Linked DNA regions of Homo sapiens: region 2 is linked to region 1. The links are chromatin loops, found by intact Hi-C in ENCODE. Cell type or tissue: Caco-2. All regions are shown on one strand. Each heading gives the region's core, and the rest is flanking DNA. Links, peaks and the distances in the headings are about the cores only. Region 1 overlaps PPP1R12A-AS2 (PPP1R12A antisense RNA 2). Region 2 overlaps OTOGL (otogelin like).

Region 1 (8,345 bases), core at 326-8,325:
ACGAGTATGTCCAATTGATTTTTTTTTTTTTTTTTGAGAAAGGGTCTCACTCTGTCACCCATGCTGGAGTGCAGTCATGCAATCTCAGCTCACTGCAACCTCTGCCTCCTGGGTTCAAGCAATTCTCATGCCTCAGCTACTGAATAGCTGGGATTACAGGTGTGGGCCACCATGCCTGGCTAATTTTGTATTTTTAGTAGAAATGGGTTTTTGCCATGTTGGCCAGGCTGGTCTCTAATTCCTGGCCTCCCAGTGATCCGCCTGCCTCTGCCTCACGAAGTACTGGGATCACAGACATAATCCACTGTGCCTGGCCTCCAACTGATTTTTGACAAAGGCACAAAATGCAATTCAATGGAAGAAAGATAGCCTTTAAAAAATGGTGCTAGAGCAATTGGACATTCATTTTAAAAAGCAAATCTCAACCCAAACCTCAGACCTTATCCAAAAATTAACTTAAAATGGTACAGGGATATAAATGTAAAATATAAAAGTATAAAACTTTTAGAAATAATAGGGGAAAATGTTTGAGATCTAGAGATGGACAAAGAGTTCTTAGACTTGACAAGAAAAACATGATCCATAAAAGGAAAAACTGACACATTGAACTTTATCAAAATTAAAAACATTTGCTGTGTGAAAAATTCTATTAAAAAGATGAAAGGACAAGGAGTAATGTTCAGAATATATAAAGAACTCTCAAAACTCAACAGTTAAAAAAAATCCAAAAGTCAAGTACTGCAGGTTCTCATTTATAAGTGGTAGCTAAATAATGTGTACACATGAACATAAAGGAAAGAATAATAGACACTGAAGACTCAGAAGAGGAGGAGGGCGGGGGAGGGGAGATGGAGGTGAGGAATGAGAAATTACTTCATAGGTACAATGTATATTATTTGGGTGATAGTTACACTAAAAGCTCAAACTTCGCCACTGCTCAATATATCCGTGTATTAAAACTGCACTCATACCCCTTAAATTTATAGAAATAAAAAATTACTTAAAATACATAAATAAAAAATAAAATTTAAAAATCCAAGTATAAAGTGGACAAAATAAATTTTACCAGAGCGAATATACAGATATCAAAAAGCATATACAAAGATGTTTAACATCATTAGATATTAGGGAATTCAAATTAAAACCACAATGCATAATACTACACACCTATGAGAATGACTAAAATTTTTTTAAAATTTAAAAAATTAGTGAAAACACCAAATTCTGGTGAGGATGCAAAAAAAAACTATCACTCCTACATTGCCATTGGGAATACAAAATGATACACCTACTCTGGAAAATAGTTTCTTTTAGAACTAAACATGTGAAGGTACCAAGAACATACATTGGGAAAGAACAATAAATGGTGCTTGGAAACTGGATATTTATATGAAGAAGGAGAAAATTAAACCCCTATCTCATATTATATACAAAAATCAAATCTAAATTGAATAGAAACTTAAATGTAAGACCTGAAACTATGAACCTACTATAAGATAACATTAGGAAAATTATCTAGGTCATTGATTTGTGCAAAGATTTCTTGAGTAAGATCGCAAAAGCACAGGCAACTAAAGCAAAAAATGGACAAATGGGATCACAGCAGAGGAAACAATCAACAAAGTGAAAAGACAACCCACAGCATGGGAGAAAATATTTGCCAACTACCTATCTGACATGGGATTAATAACCAGAATATATAAGGAGCTCAGACGTCTCAACAGAAAAAATTCAAATTGAAAATGGGTGAAAGATATGAATAGACATTTCTCAAAAGAAGACATACAGATGGCCGACAGGTATATTACAAAATGCTCAACATCACCAATCATCAGAGAACTGCAAATCAAAACTATGAGATACTATCTCAGTCCAGTTAAAATGACTTTTATAAAAAAGGCAATAACGGATGCTAGGGCAGATAGGGAGAAAGTGGAACCCTCCAACACTGTTGGTGGGAATGTAAATTAGCACAGTCACTATGGAGAACAGTATGGAGACCTCTCAAACAACTAAAAATATAACTACCCAATGATCCAGCAATCCTACTGCTGGGTATAGGATCCATATAAAAGGAAATCAGTATATTGAAGAAGTATCTGCACTCCCATGTTTATTGCAGCACTATTATTCACAGTAGCCAAGATAGGGAATCAACCTAAGTATCCATCGATGGATAAATGGACAAAGAAAATGTGGTACATATATCTACAATAGAAAATTATTCAGCCACAAAAAAGAACGAAATTCTGTTGTTTGCAACAATATGGATGGAACTGTAAGGCATTACGTTAAGTGAAATAAGCCAGGCGCAGCAAGACAAATATCACATTTTCTCACTCATATGTGGGAGCTAAATGTGTTGATCTCATGAAGATACAGGGTAGAATGATCATTACCAGAGGCTAGGAAGGATACCAGAGGCTAGGAAGGATACCAGAGGTGGGGAAAGGGGGATAAAGAGGAATTGGTTAGTGGGTACAAAAATATAGATAGAAGGAATCAGATATAATGTTTGGTAGCACAATAAGGTGACCATAGTTAACAAAAATTTATTGTATATTTCACAATAGCAGAGTGGAATTGGGATGTCCCTAACACAAAGAAATGATAAATGTTCAAGAAATGTTCAAGATGATGATACCCCAGTTACCCTGATTTGATCATTACACATTTAATGCTTATATCAAAATATTACTTCTACCCTATAAATATGTGCAACTATTATGTATCCATAAAAATTAAAAATAAGAAAAAACTAAACATGCAACTACACAGTGACCCAGCAATTGCACTCCTGGGCATTTATCCTAGAGAAATAAAAATTTATATTCACATGAAAAGGTGTACACAAATATTTATAGCAGCTTTATTTATAAGAGTCAAAAATTGGAGGGCCATATGCGGTAGGCGGATTTCTTGAGCTCAGAAGTTAAAAACCAGCTTGGGCAACATGGTGAAACCTCATTTCTATAAAAAAAAAAAAAATACAAAAATTGGCCAAGTGTGGTGGTGCACGCCTGTGGTCCCAACTACTCAGGAGGCTGAGGTAGAAGGATAGCTTGAGCTCCATAGGCAGAGGTTGCAGTGAGCTGAGATTGTGCCACTGCACTCCAGCCTGGACAACAGAGTGAGACCTTGTCTCAAAAACAAACAAGCAAGCAAACACCTGGAAACAATTTAGATGTCCTTCAATCCTTCAATGGGTGAATGCTTAAAAATCTGTGACACAGGCCGAGTGTGGTGGCTCACGCCTGTAATCTCAGCACTTTGGGAGGCCGAGGCGGGCGGATCACCTGAGGTCAGGAGTTCAAGACCAACTTGACCAACATGGAGAAACTCCATCTCTACTAAAAATACAAAATTAGCCGGGCGTGGTGGTGCATGCCTGTAATCCCAGCTACTCGGGAGTCTGAGGCAGGAGAATCACTTGAACCCAGAAGGTGGAGGTTGTGGTGAGCCAAGATCGCACCATTGCACGCCAGCCTGGGCAACAAGAGCGAAACTCTGCCTCCAAAAAAAAAATCTGTGACATATCCATACCATGAACTACTCCTCAGCAATAAAAAGGAATGCATTATTAATACATGCAGCAACCTGAATGAATCTTCAGAGAATTATGCTTAATGAAAAAATAAATCCTGAAAGCTTACATACATACGATTCCATTTATATAACATTCTTGAAATAACAAAAATCGTAGAAATGGAGAACAAATTAGAGGTTTCCAGGGGCTAAGTAAAGAGTCAAGGTAGGAGTAAAATGTGTGCAGCTATAAATGGGAAACAGAGATTCTTGTGGTGTTGGAATTGTTCTGTATCTTGACTGTATTGATGTGAATATCCTAGTTGTGATATTATACTATAATTTTGCAAAATGTTCCCATTAGAGGAAACTGGGTAAATTTTACATGGGATTTCTGCTTGGTTTTCTTTTTTCTTTTTTTTCTTTCTTTTTTTTTTTTTTACAACTGCAAGTGAATCTCAAAGGAGACTTTTAGAAAACTATTAAATTACCCATCCTTAGTTTACTATTTATTTGTAAAATGGAGAAAATAATAGCTGTACTATATCCTGGAATTGGGCCGCTAAAGTTGGAAAATGCTTAAGAACTTGGACATAGTGCTACATACTTGGATTTACAGACTTCTGGATCACAGAGTTGTTAGTAATTTTCTATTTCATTGGTATCCAAATTATTTTTTTTTCTGGACCACAGGTTGGACACTGAGGAGACTGGTGGGAAGCAGAGCAAAAGGTGCTTCTCATACCTTCTTCTCTTTCCAACATCCAACCACGCTTCCCTCCCTTCTCAGTCTTGCTTTCATCTGTTTTCCATATTAGAATTCTGAGGGATTTTGTAGAAGAAAAGAGGCTTTTACTTACATTTTGAAACCAACTCATCTAGTCCCAATCTTTCACTTTACTGATCAGGAGATAGAAACCAGAGAGGTTTAGTGACTACTCAAGACACTGAGGTAGTTGGTGGTGAAGCTGAGAACAGAACAAGGACTATTGACCCTCACTCCAGTGTTTTTTCCACTAAATCATGGTGACTTGTATTTAGATTGCTTTCTCAATACTTTTGTCAACAATCAAATAGCAACACCATTTATTGTTGTCTAGAGGCATAACTTTGTGCAGTAATTCTTAAGTATATGGGTAGAATTTTTAAGCATTTTGGTAGTCATGGTATGGGATATTGTTCAAGGAGTGCCTTAAACATAGGTACATTTATTGTACATATCGGAAAAGCTTATTGGTGCCACCTAGTGGTTTGAGTGGCAGGTATCGGTAGCAATTAAGAAGACATTTCAATGCCCCACCCCACTTTTGTTTATGCTTTATCAATAGGTATACTAAAAGTCATCGCCAACTACCTCAGCCGCTTTTTTTTCTGTAACATTTTAGGTGAAAAATGCTTTTCAGAATACAAAAGAAGAGACTTGGTTTTGGGTTAGCTGTAATTTATCTCTACTAATTAAAAACTTTCTCCTTAATAGAGTAAATTATTTAGATAAATTATTTTCAAACTCAAATTACCTGCTAATTACTGTTCATTCTTAAATCAGAAAAACAGACACTTAGCACAGATCCTTAGGATTCCTGTAAAATGAACAGTTGGGTTCAGTAGGTGCTTAGAAGTACTAAATTTTTTTTAAATTCTGATTCAGATTTTTTACTAAATCAGGTATTTTTCTGTGTTTAAAAAAAATCTTGTGACCATATAAAGACTTGTCATAAGGGCTACAATTAGAATTAAGTACTCAATTTAATCATTAGAAGGTTTTAACCATGTGAGGTTTTCTAATGAGCATATATTTCTTTCAATGAAAACTTACACTGAACAGATACAATCCTTGTCCTAACATCAAAGCAATTGTCTGCAGACCAAACCCATCAGTACAACTATCGAATACCTAAAACACTTAATTACATCTTTATTCTCACCATACAATTTTTTTCTCTTATGAGGGGTCATGAAAGGAGTGAATCATGAAATAATTTGTTTGCCCAAGGTGTTATTAACTTTAGAAATTGCTGGTCTTCTGGGCTGGCCCACTTATCAAAGCCATTTTCAGAACAATTATGACAATGATGACTAAATACTTAAGTAGACAAAAGATGTTTGGCGGACAAGGAAAAGGGATGTTGTTAACTGGTCTGTAAAAGGAACCTGAATAAACCCAAGAATTGTAGGGTACAAAGGTGACCACTGAGAGGAATGGGATCAGTGACAGGAATAGAACAGAAAACGGTTTTAAGAAAAAATGGCCAGGAGTGGTGGCTCATACCTGTAATCCCAGCACTTTAGGAGGCTGAGGTGGGCAGATCACTTGAGGTCAGGAGTTTGAGACCAGCCTGGCCAACATGGTGAAACCCCATCTCTACTAAAAATACAAAAACTAGCTGGGCATGGTGGCGGGTGCCTGTAATCCCAGCTACTCAGGAGGCTGAGGCAGGAGAATCACTTGAGCCTGGGAGGCAGAGGTTGCAGTGAGCCGAGAGGTTGCAGTCAGCCAGCCTGGGTGACAGAGCAAGGCTCTGTCTCAAAAAAAAAAAAAAAAAAAAAAGAAAAAGAAAGAAGAAAAACATGAAATATCACCATCACCACCAGAAAAGAGAAAAAGGTCTGAGATAATACTTAACAGGACTGAAAAAGTTTAACTAATGGGAGGAATTTGGAAAACATATTTAAGTGTCCATTTAAAACTCTCAACCTGTGCAAATTATGCTTTCAGGTGTTTGAGACTTTTTTTTTTCTTTCTTTTTTTTTTTTTTTTTTTTTTGAGACAGAGTCTCACTCTGTAGCCCAGGCTCTGGAGTGCAGTGGCATAATCACAGCTCACTGCAGCCTTGATCTCCTGTGCTTAAGCCATCCTCCGACGTCAGCCTCCTGAGTACCTTGCACCACAGGCGCATACCATCACACCCAGCTAATTTTTGTATTTTATGTAGAGATGGGGTTTCACCATGTTGCCTGGGCTGGTGTCCCAATTCCTGGGCTCAAGCAATCCTCTTGCTTCAACCTCCCAAAGTGGCCTGAGCCACTGTGCCTGGCTACATTTATTTTAATAATTGAGAAATTTTAAACCATTGACTAGATTCATATTTTCAGACTAACAATTCAAAAAGATTTACTAAGAAAACATGATGCAAATGTAGTCCACTTTCAAGGGCAAGGATCAGACATGAAGTTTGTGGGTAGCAGTCATCACTTATGTCAGAAAATACTCAAAGAAAATCTGAACATTGGAACACCCTCAGAATTCTTTAGTTCAGTGGTTTAGATTGAATGTTGAAGACGTGGGAGAAAACGGCACGTTTTGAAGGAAAAGTACATGAGAACTTTGGTGTTGACTTGAAATTACATGAAGTAGAATGGGTATGAAGTAAGATATTGTTCAGCTCCTGGCTTCATTGCTCATGCCTTAAGCTCATGAATTCAATTTCTTCCTCTTACCCCAGTCAACTGAAAAACCAGACTGCCTCTTATGGTTGTTGTGAGGATTAAATGATATACTGTGCATAAAGTGCTTATCAATGCTTGGCACATAGTAAGGTATCAAGAAATGTTAATTTCTTTTTTTATTTATAACTAAACATACCAGATAATATTTAGCAAAGCAATCAGCAAAGCCTTCAAAGTTCTTTCCCACAGTTTTTTGGTTTCACTGGTTGCGTAGACTTGCAATGGCAAAAAGTCACAAGTTTTTCACAATACTCACATAAAATTCTTAATACCCAAAAAATCTATTATCACACATAATTATAACAAGTAGATTTTGTGCCTAGTGACACATATTTTTAAATTTTTGAATAATACAAGTTGGAAAACTAACATGTTCCATTTTGACTTGAGGTTGCAAATTTCTTAGTCTGGAGCCAACATGGAACTTCTTAAAGAATAAGGCAATAATAAGCATGTAGGCTACAAAAAGAACACTTTTATTTTTAGGATCAGTATCAAATAAATGTGAAATATTGGTGATTTCTTTTTTCTTTGTCTCTCTTTTTTTTTTTTTAGATGGAGTCTTGCTCTGTTGCCAGGCTGGAGTGCAATGGCGTGATCTCGGCTCACTGCAACCTCCGCCTCCCGGGTTCAAGCAATTCTTCTGCCTCAGCCTCCCAAGTAACTGCGACTGCAGGTGCGCACCACTATACCCAGCTAATTTTTGTATTTTTAGGAGAGACGGGGTTTCACCATGTTGGCCAGGATGGTCTCAATCTCCTGACCTCATAATCCGCCTGCCTCGGCCTCCCAAAGTGCTGGGATTACAGGCGTGAGCCACTGCACCCAGCCAATATTAGTGATTTCTAAAGAGATTTTTGTACCAAGTTTTGAGAAAAATATTCTTGCTTCTATTAATATTTTCAAAGATGTATAAATGAATACAGATGATAATTTTTAAGGATTCTATGCAAGATTTGCTACCCCTTCCAATGCTTTTCCTGTCCCAAATCCAGAAACATAAACATGCTATAACAGGCAAAATGTCATTATTGAGATACAGTATCTACATTATGGATCCTCAACATCTCCCTAACAATACTCACACAGGCTCACATTAATAAACTGTGCTTGCAGACATGTCCATTCAGTGGTTTACTGATGAACTTAGAAAAAAAAATGTTGGCATATTGGTAAAGTGCAAATATAGCCCTTTTTAAAAAAGTCTGGCAATATTTAAAGTAAAAGTATAATGTAAATTTTTTTCAAAGTGTAAAATATTGAGTACTAATTATATTTGAGAATAATGCCTAATTATGCATGTTAAATGTATAACTTTGCCATTTGAAATCTTGTTTAACATGTCCCTTATTAAGCTACTAAATGTATTTTGT
Region 2 (8,295 bases), core at 296-8,295, 450 kb after region 1:
TCCTAGCACTTTGGGAGGCTGAGGCAGGAGCATTGCTTGAGTCCGGGAGGTAAAGACCAGTCTAGGCAACATAGTGAAACATTGCCTCTACAAAAAGATAAAAAACAAGTAGCCAGGTGTGGTGGCATAGACCTGTAGTCCCAGCTACTCAGGAGGTTGCTTGAGCCCAGAGGTTGAGACTACAGTGAGCCATGATCACGCCACTGCACTCCAGTCTGGGCAACAGAGTGAAACCTTGTCTCAAAAGCAATTTTTAAAAAGGGGGTAAAAAAATTAAAGAGACGTATACTTTAAATGAGCTCCAATCACATATTCTTGCCCCTAAATGTTATCAAAACTTCCTACTCATGTCAGTGAAATCTATAACAGAGGCTTGGTACGACTCAGCAAATGCAGCAGAAAGCATCACAGCTCAAAGTGAAAACTTGCCAGCATGCTAGACAGCAGGCAATAGAGCCAGTTAAATCCAACTGACCCAATAAGTTTCCTTTAAAATATCTATACCAATTTGCATCACCATAGGAAATGAAAAGTTAAATAGTGCATGATTATACTAAACCAAGGAGCTCCTGGCTTACTATAAGAGATGAATTAAAAAAATAATTGTAATGCAGTGTGATCAATTGACATAGAGGTTGGTTGAAGGCATAAATGAGAATAGGTGGCTTTTCCAGGGTAGAGAAGGAGGTAGCAGAGAGCCTTCAAAGAAAGAAACACTTGTGCTGGTCTAGAAGGAAGATTATGAATTTTTCAGATAGAATGCAGTAGGGATGGAGTGGATTGGAATCAATAGCTGAGAGAATTGCACATGTGAAATATGTGCAATGATACATTTGAGTAATGTAAGAAGCTCAGGATGGCTGAAGCATAGGGAGTACACATCAGCAGGTAGGCTGAAGCAGATATGTAGATGTTTGTACTTTATTGAAGGAAAACCACAATAAAGTTTGCACTTGGAAAGATCACCACGGCAGAAATGCATGAATAGCTTAGAGAGAAAGTCTAGAATCAGGGAAACCCAAGGCTGCTGATAGCCCATGTGGAACTTTTGTACAAATTAGAAAAGAGTACCCTCTCTCAAGTTACTTTTTACTTCATTTTTTGGAAAATGTTTATATCAATAATTACCTTACAACAGACATTTTACTGAAAAGTGAGAAAATTTTTATAAAAATATATAATGCTTACAATACAATTGGTGCCTTCATCAACAGTCAAGTGTAGGGACTGTGCAGAGCACACACTGCATAAACATGTATCACTGAACTGTGGAGACCAACTAGGTAATTACTGCAATAGCTTAGATTGGAGATGACAGTCCTACTGAGGTAGTATGTTCTCTCTCTCACTCCCTTTCTCTCTCTCTCAGCAAATAGCAGCAATAATTCAAGGGCTTGTGATTTATGTTTCCTCAGATTTGAAACAATAGATATAAGATTTGAAGTAGTAGGACTCTTAAGATGACTCCAAGTTCTTTTGGCTTTTTGTTTCTTTTGGTCTTGAGAAATCAGGTGGATAATTACGTCTATCACCTACTAAAATGGATAATAGAGATAGAATCAGGATGTTTTTGGGAGGAGTATATTAGGAAATGATGAGTTCAATTTAGTTTCTGACATGCTAAGTTTGTAGTCTTTGTGGACTTACCTATAGGCAATTAAATGTGTTGATCTGGAGCTCAAGAAAGAGAATGGGCCAAAGCCATAGACTTCATAGTCACCAACACATTGGTAGTTGTAAAAGACACAGGAATGTGTAAGATTCCATGAGCTTTAGAGCATCAAGATTGATGCTTGGCACCATCCTACCAAATAGGTTAGGATAGGCCGAGGGATGAATGAGGTTAGGGCTGCAGGTTGGAGGTCTTCAGCTGGCTGTTGGGAGGCATTAGGGCAGATGGAGATGAACAAATAGGACCCTTGCTCCATAGGAGTGTTTCTCAAATTGTAGTCATTGGACAAGTGGCATCGTGATTCCCTAGGGACATTTCATTAATAGTATATATTCCTGGCTACTAGTGCTGTTGAATTATAATATCTGGATGTGGGACTCTTTTATAGAAACTCTTTATGGGTGATTATTATGTATATTAGAGTGTTCTCTCTTCAAATAGGTCCCTTTTTCCCATAGTTATGGTACTTGAGACTAGATCAATTTGCTTAGTAAGCAAAACTGTAGTTTATGTTTAAACTAGGAATGGAAAATATGTAGCATGTGGCCTTGCATTTCCGTTTCCTATACTAACGGCAAGCCCTTTTCTGTTCAACCCAGTCATGACCTTAAACTATTTCTCAATGCTCTGCTTCAGGCAGATTCTACTAAGCAATGAGTTATCAGGCTAGATGAAACACATTAGCCACACCAGGCTTAACTTCTGGCTATATAAGAAGACAAGACACTTTTAGTGTTAACACATCACTTTAATTTTTTCCTTTTCCACTATAGTTAAGTGGCAGAATAATATATATCTTAATATTTTTCATTCTAGCTAATGTAAAGGAGTTGATAGTAAAAGACGTATTTTTTTCTCTCCCATACTGAGAAGGTTTTACGTCTTAGAGATCTGGGTTTCATTAGCCTCATTGACAATTTAATAGACAAAAATTGTTTTCTAAAGTCTGAAGCTAGACTTTCTAGGAAAGGGAAGATTCTTAAGGCTGGGAGGAGGAAGATAATGGCCCTATTTAGGGGAGAGAGTAATGAGCATTCCTAAAATTGAGATAATCTGAGTGGGCCCCTGTTGCCCATAGTGCTGGAGTCATGTAATTGTTGAGTGTCCAGGAAGGCTGGACTCCAATAACTGTGCCACTGAATCGGTGTTGAGGATTTCATTGGTTGAGTTCATGAACAGACAAAAGGAGGAGCCCCTTTGAGGCTGCCTAATACCAGGCAAATTGGATGACAAAAAGGGTCAAAAATAAACGTGGCTCCTTGGCTTCTCCCTCCCATTTATTTTCTGGCATCTTATAAGTCAGTATTCTTGTATGATGTCATGGGAGGAGGAACTGCATCTCCCATATGACAAGTATTGGACTGTTACTCATCTGCCTTGATGTGTAGGGGTTCAGAGATAGATTTAATTTAATTTTAGAAAAACGAAGTAGTATATCTTTTCTTCAACCTACTAATTTATCCTCTATATATGGAGGCAACACAGTTTCCTGATTCAAGACACTGCCCCGGATGCCAATGCTCTGTTAACACATGTAAATGGCATCCTAAAGTGGAGCATGAGACATATAGAGAGGAATCAGGAAAATGGGCTGGTATAATGAGACAGGCAATGTGAACAGAGAGGAAGTAGGCATAGTGGTTAGGTACACTGGCTCTGAGGTCAGGCTGCCTGGGTTATAATGTAAGTTCTGCTATATTATAAATTAATTTTTTTTTTGAGAAGGAGTCTCCCTCTGTTGCCCAGTCTGGAGTGCAGTGGTGCAATCTTGGCTCACTGCAACCTCTGCCTCCTGGGTTCAAGTGATTCCGATTCCCCTGCCTCAGCCTCCCAAGTAGCTGGGATCACAAGTGTGCACTGCCACGCCTGGCTAATTTTTATATTTTTAGTAGAGACAGGGTTTTGCCATGTTGGCCAGGCTGGTCTTGAACTCCTGATCTCAAGTGACCCACTCACCTTGGCCTCCGAAAGTACTGGTATTACAGGTGTGAGCCACTGCACCCGGCCAAATTAGTGTTAATGTCATTGTGTTTCAGTGTCCTCATCTGTAAAAAGGGATAATAATGGCATTGCTTCATAATCTTGTTTTGTTAATCATAATATAAAATGAAATGATGTGTATAAAACTTTTACTTTACTGCCTAGCATATTAGTTTTCAGTAAATATTAGTGATCTGCATTTTACACATGGGTCCTATGTGCTTACTGAAGATGGCTGTATCTTAAAGTCTATATAGAAAAATGTAATTATCAGGATTGATTAATTGCTGCTTATTCTAATTTATTCACAAAAGGATTTGAGGTGGCACTACATAAGATACAAATATAAAAATATTAGAAAAAAGGGACAAATAAGAAGAGTTAGATGAGATCAAGAAGATATAGAAACACAGGCCACTAAGGCCCAACACTGCACCTGCAAGTGGGCCATATATTCAGCACTGGGCTTTCAGGTAAGCATTTAGGGCTTCTTTTCCAAGGGTGTCCTTAAAGTCATACCCTTCCTATATTTTTATCTTTTACCCCTTATATCTTGGCAACTTAGTCACATCTCACGCTCTCTGAAGGGAAAATGTGTTCAAAACCAAATTCATTATGTTTGCTTCAAAACAGTTGTTTTTTTCTTTCTTCCTAATTTTGGTTAAAGGCTCTACCATATGCCCAGGTCTGAGATGTGAAACTCTGGGTTTATCTTGGTCCCTTTCTCCCTATATCAAGTCCATTAAAGTCCATCTTTCCTACTTAGCCGCGTCTCTCCCATCAGGTGTCATCTTCCCTTTCTCTCTGCCATCCCTCTGGCTTAGATCTTCATTACCTCTCGGATGTCTCTTGTATTATTTTCCTGTCCATGTTTCCCTCTGCTCTTTGGTCTCCCTGTTTCAATCTCTCTAATGCATCCCTAACACATGTATCTTCCCCAAACAGAGTTCTAATCATATGATTCACTTGTTGAAAAACTTTGAGAGGCTCCTCACTGCATTTCAAATAAAGAATAAATGCCTAATCGTCAAGGGACCCTCACGATCTCATCCATTCTTTATTTTCAGACGTATCGCTCACCACTCCCAAACACATGGCAATGTTTTAACTGCTCTCCCCAACTCTTCTCTCCTTTCCTGTTCCTGCTTGTTTGGGGAGGTCTTATTAATCTGTGTTATCCCATGTAATAGAGTACAGTGCCTTGCTTAAGAGTTCAGTTAAAAACTGTTTGAAGTTTTGCTTCCTGTGAATTCAAAACCCATGGAGTGCTGCCCTCTTTTGGCTAAGATAGCACAGAGTCCAAAGCACCACATAGGAAATGATGCTGAATGACTCATCTTTTCCTTTGGGTTAGAATCCTCATGGAAACAAACAAGGCAGGGTGAAATGATTCCATCCTCTTTTCCCATATTATCTAGCTTCAAAGATTGTTTGTTTATGGAGATAGAAAGAAGATAAAATTCTGTATAGAAAACTTGGAACTCGACTAATTCAGATAATATATTATGTGTAAACTCAGAGCTGGGGCAAAGCCAGTAGTTACTTTGAACACATCCAGAGCTCCAAGAATCTTCAGGCCTCAACACGGACTTTTATATAAGAGGTAAGGGATGAGAAAACAACAGGGTTCCCTAAAGGCCTCTTCACATTAAGAACAGCTTCCTGATTTAGGGACGACTTAGGCAAGTGGCCAGGTTGTTTTTGTTTTTTTTTTTTATACCGATACTTAGTATTTGGTGAAGTAAGAAAAATAGGGCCTGGCCTAGGAGGTAAAGTTTACTTCTGCAGACCCTGCTGGGGCCAATCTGTGGCCATACCTGAGCCAGTCCTGAAGATCCAGCAGAAATATGGAGGAAGGATGACACGAAGCCCAGGAAGAGTAATACATTTTTAAGAAAGGACGACAGGATGAGAGGTGCACAGAAAAAAGCTTCCGAGTGGATGCCATCTCCTGATTACAATATGAATATTCTGGGGTTGTTAATTTTATAAAGTTATAACCACATCTTTATTACTAATCACATTGAACCTCACTAAGTATAAAGACAATGAATAGTAAATATGTATGCATTATAAATAACTGGAAAGCTCAATTAAGACAGGCCTTGAGCTTTATCTCAAGTGTCAATAAAATCAGACTTCCTTGGATCTGAAAGGGACAGTCATTCCAAAACTGAAACTCAGTGGGTGACAGGATGCCCACACCTCTTGGAGGAGGACAGAAAGGTTTGTGGGCTGGTGTCAGATACAAGCTTGGCACCATCTTTGATTAGGAGCTAATGTTAGCAGAAAGATCAAGTGTCAGTCATGACCAGAGTTGTTTTCTACTATCTTGAGAAGGTCACCGGATTGCTGCCCCTTCGTTTTTGAAACCTGATCTGGGGACCACAAACAGCCACAATGAATTGGATTACTGCCATGTGCTCTAAATTGGGCTGACAAGGCTGACTCAGTGCCAGGAGTTGACACAGGATGCAGCTTGAAATATTCACTTGGGGAGAGGGTTGAGATTTCTTTTTAATTGTCAATGATGTTATTTGAAGAGATAGGATTGAATATGAACACTGAGGAGTGAAATAAATATTTGTCATGCACTTGGATAGAGAAGATCCACAAAGGTCAGAAAATTTTCTGTGTTAAATTTTATGTTCTGGGGATTACTTGGCTATACTGGGAGGCTGCTGTTCCTTTTAAAAAGAGGTGAGCGGTGGTTCATGCCTGTAATCCCAGCACTTTGAGAGGCCGAGGCGGGCAGATCACGAGGTCAGGAGTTCGAGACCAGCCTGACCAACATGGTGAAACCCCATCTCTACTAAAAATACAAAAATTAGCCGGGTGTGGTGGCATGCGCCTGTAATCCCAGCTACTCAGGAGGCTGAGGCAGGATAATCACTTGAACCTGGGAGACAGAGGTTGCAGTGAGCTGAGATCACACCACTGCATTCCAGCCTGGGCGACAGAGTGAGACTCTGTCTCAAAAAAAAAATAATAATAATAATAATAAATAAATATAAAAAGGTGAGCCTTCTCTTTAGCATTATAAGCATAAAATTTGTTCAAATGTCCATAAAAAACAAAGGAAACTCCCTCTTATGTGCAAGGATATGTACAAACATAAACACAGTTTCTTTTATTTGTATGTGAATTTGCAAGCAGCACCTCACTAGAGCTGAGCTTTTGTTATATAAATAAAGCCATCTGGTATATCCAAAGAATTTCAGTCTCTAGAGAATAGGATCATAAACAATCGATCCTCCACAGACCTTTCAGTATTTTTGTTTGAGTAAAGTTTCCCACAGCTCTGCTTTAATTATTTTATCTGTTTTTAATCTTCTAAGGATTTTATAATTTATAATTAGCCATGTCTCTCCCTTCAGGTGTCATCCTCCCGTTCTCTCTGTCCTCCCTTTGGTTTAGATCTTCATTACTTCTCAGATGTCTCTTGTATTATTTTCCTGTCCATGTTTCCCTCTAATTTAATGTCTTTGTGTGAGTGCATAGGGAGAAAGTCTACTCCACCATTTTTTGGCAATGTGAAGAACAGTGCATCCTTTAAGGCTTTTTGGTTAATGTATCATAAATAGATACTCAGATTAATAGAGTTTGGAAGAAGGAAGTATAGGATTCCATTTTTCTGATGGGAAAATGAAACATGGAGAGCTAAGTTCAAGGTCCCATGTCCCACAACTATTAACTGCTAAACATAATCCAGATTTTGTGAATCCCAGTTGAATAATCTTTTACTCAACATTGTCTTTAACTTAATGTTTATTTTCTTTTAGGCATGGATATCAAGCATGCCTCTGAGTAAAACAAAGAGAATCCAGTCTTTGACCAATTGACCAAACAAGACCCAAGCAGCTGGGAAGTTTGTCAAGTCTCATAAGAATGAGGTTGGATTTTTTTTTCTTTAACTTCTCCTGCCCCCTTTAGCAAAAATTGTTTAGTACTAATTCATTTCTTGGAAGAAGTGAATTTCTAGGAAGCTTCTGAAATGACAATATAGTTATCTGAAAGACCAAAAGAGATAGATTGCAAAACTCATATTACTGAATGTTGGGGCAGTTTAACACTAATGCCTGAGCCCCATACCTAGAAAGTAGAATTTCATTGGCCTAGATGGGGCTCTCCAAGATAAATCGAAATATGCAGGCTAAGTTTGAGAATGACTATTTGATGCACCTGGAGCATATCATTCACAAGGACAGCAGGTCTACAGATTCTCATCTTTCTCCTAGGGTGGTCTTCTTTGCGCAGGAGTAATTTGAAGTGAAACCAAGAAATCAGTTAGCTATACGGGAGGAAGCTCTGGAGGGACAGAAAACAGCTGGATGTAATAAGAAGACTCACTCCAAACTGGTTTCTACTTTGTCAGACTTGACTAGACCTCCATGGTAGCTTGGGTGACTGGAAGTGGGAGACATAGGTTGACAGGATCTCCTGACCCTGACCACAGCATCTCCGGCCCCATTTTTGTAGCCGGCTGAAATATTACAGATATTGCATTTTAATTAGGATACATAGCAATGCAGTAGTTTTTATGATTTATTTTGGCACATGATGGCATTAATAGCAAATTGTATTTGGATGTGACTTTTAGGCTGCTTTATGCATGCTTATCACTGATACTTGCTGAGTCATTT

What was found. Hi-C counts contacts between places; a loop is a spot of excess contacts. Peaks named below come from ENCODE experiments on the same cell type or tissue, not always from the same donor. Only the 100,000 strongest peaks of a DNase experiment are listed, where the experiment ranks them.
Region 2: a loop joins it to region 1, with 3 times the contacts of the local background. A loop is called at or near these places in 9 of 110 quality-filtered maps.

The regions. Positions count from the first base shown.
Region 1 is chr12:79,733,547-79,741,891 of GRCh38, forward strand. The region is part of intron 4 of PPP1R12A-AS2 (PPP1R12A antisense RNA 2); the gene reads left to right. Among named protein-coding and RNA genes, the nearest start is that of PAWR, 47 kb to the left of the region's middle. In Caco-2, for the core only: a CTCF peak has its summit at 4,837; a DNase peak (open chromatin) is centred at 4,785.
Region 2 is chr12:80,181,910-80,190,204 of GRCh38, forward strand. All of the region lies in intron 1 of OTOGL (otogelin like), which reads left to right. Among named protein-coding and RNA genes, the nearest start is that of OTOGL, 87 kb to the left of the region's middle. In Caco-2, for the core only: a CTCF peak has its summit at 4,902 (motif pointing left); a DNase peak (open chromatin) is centred at 4,922.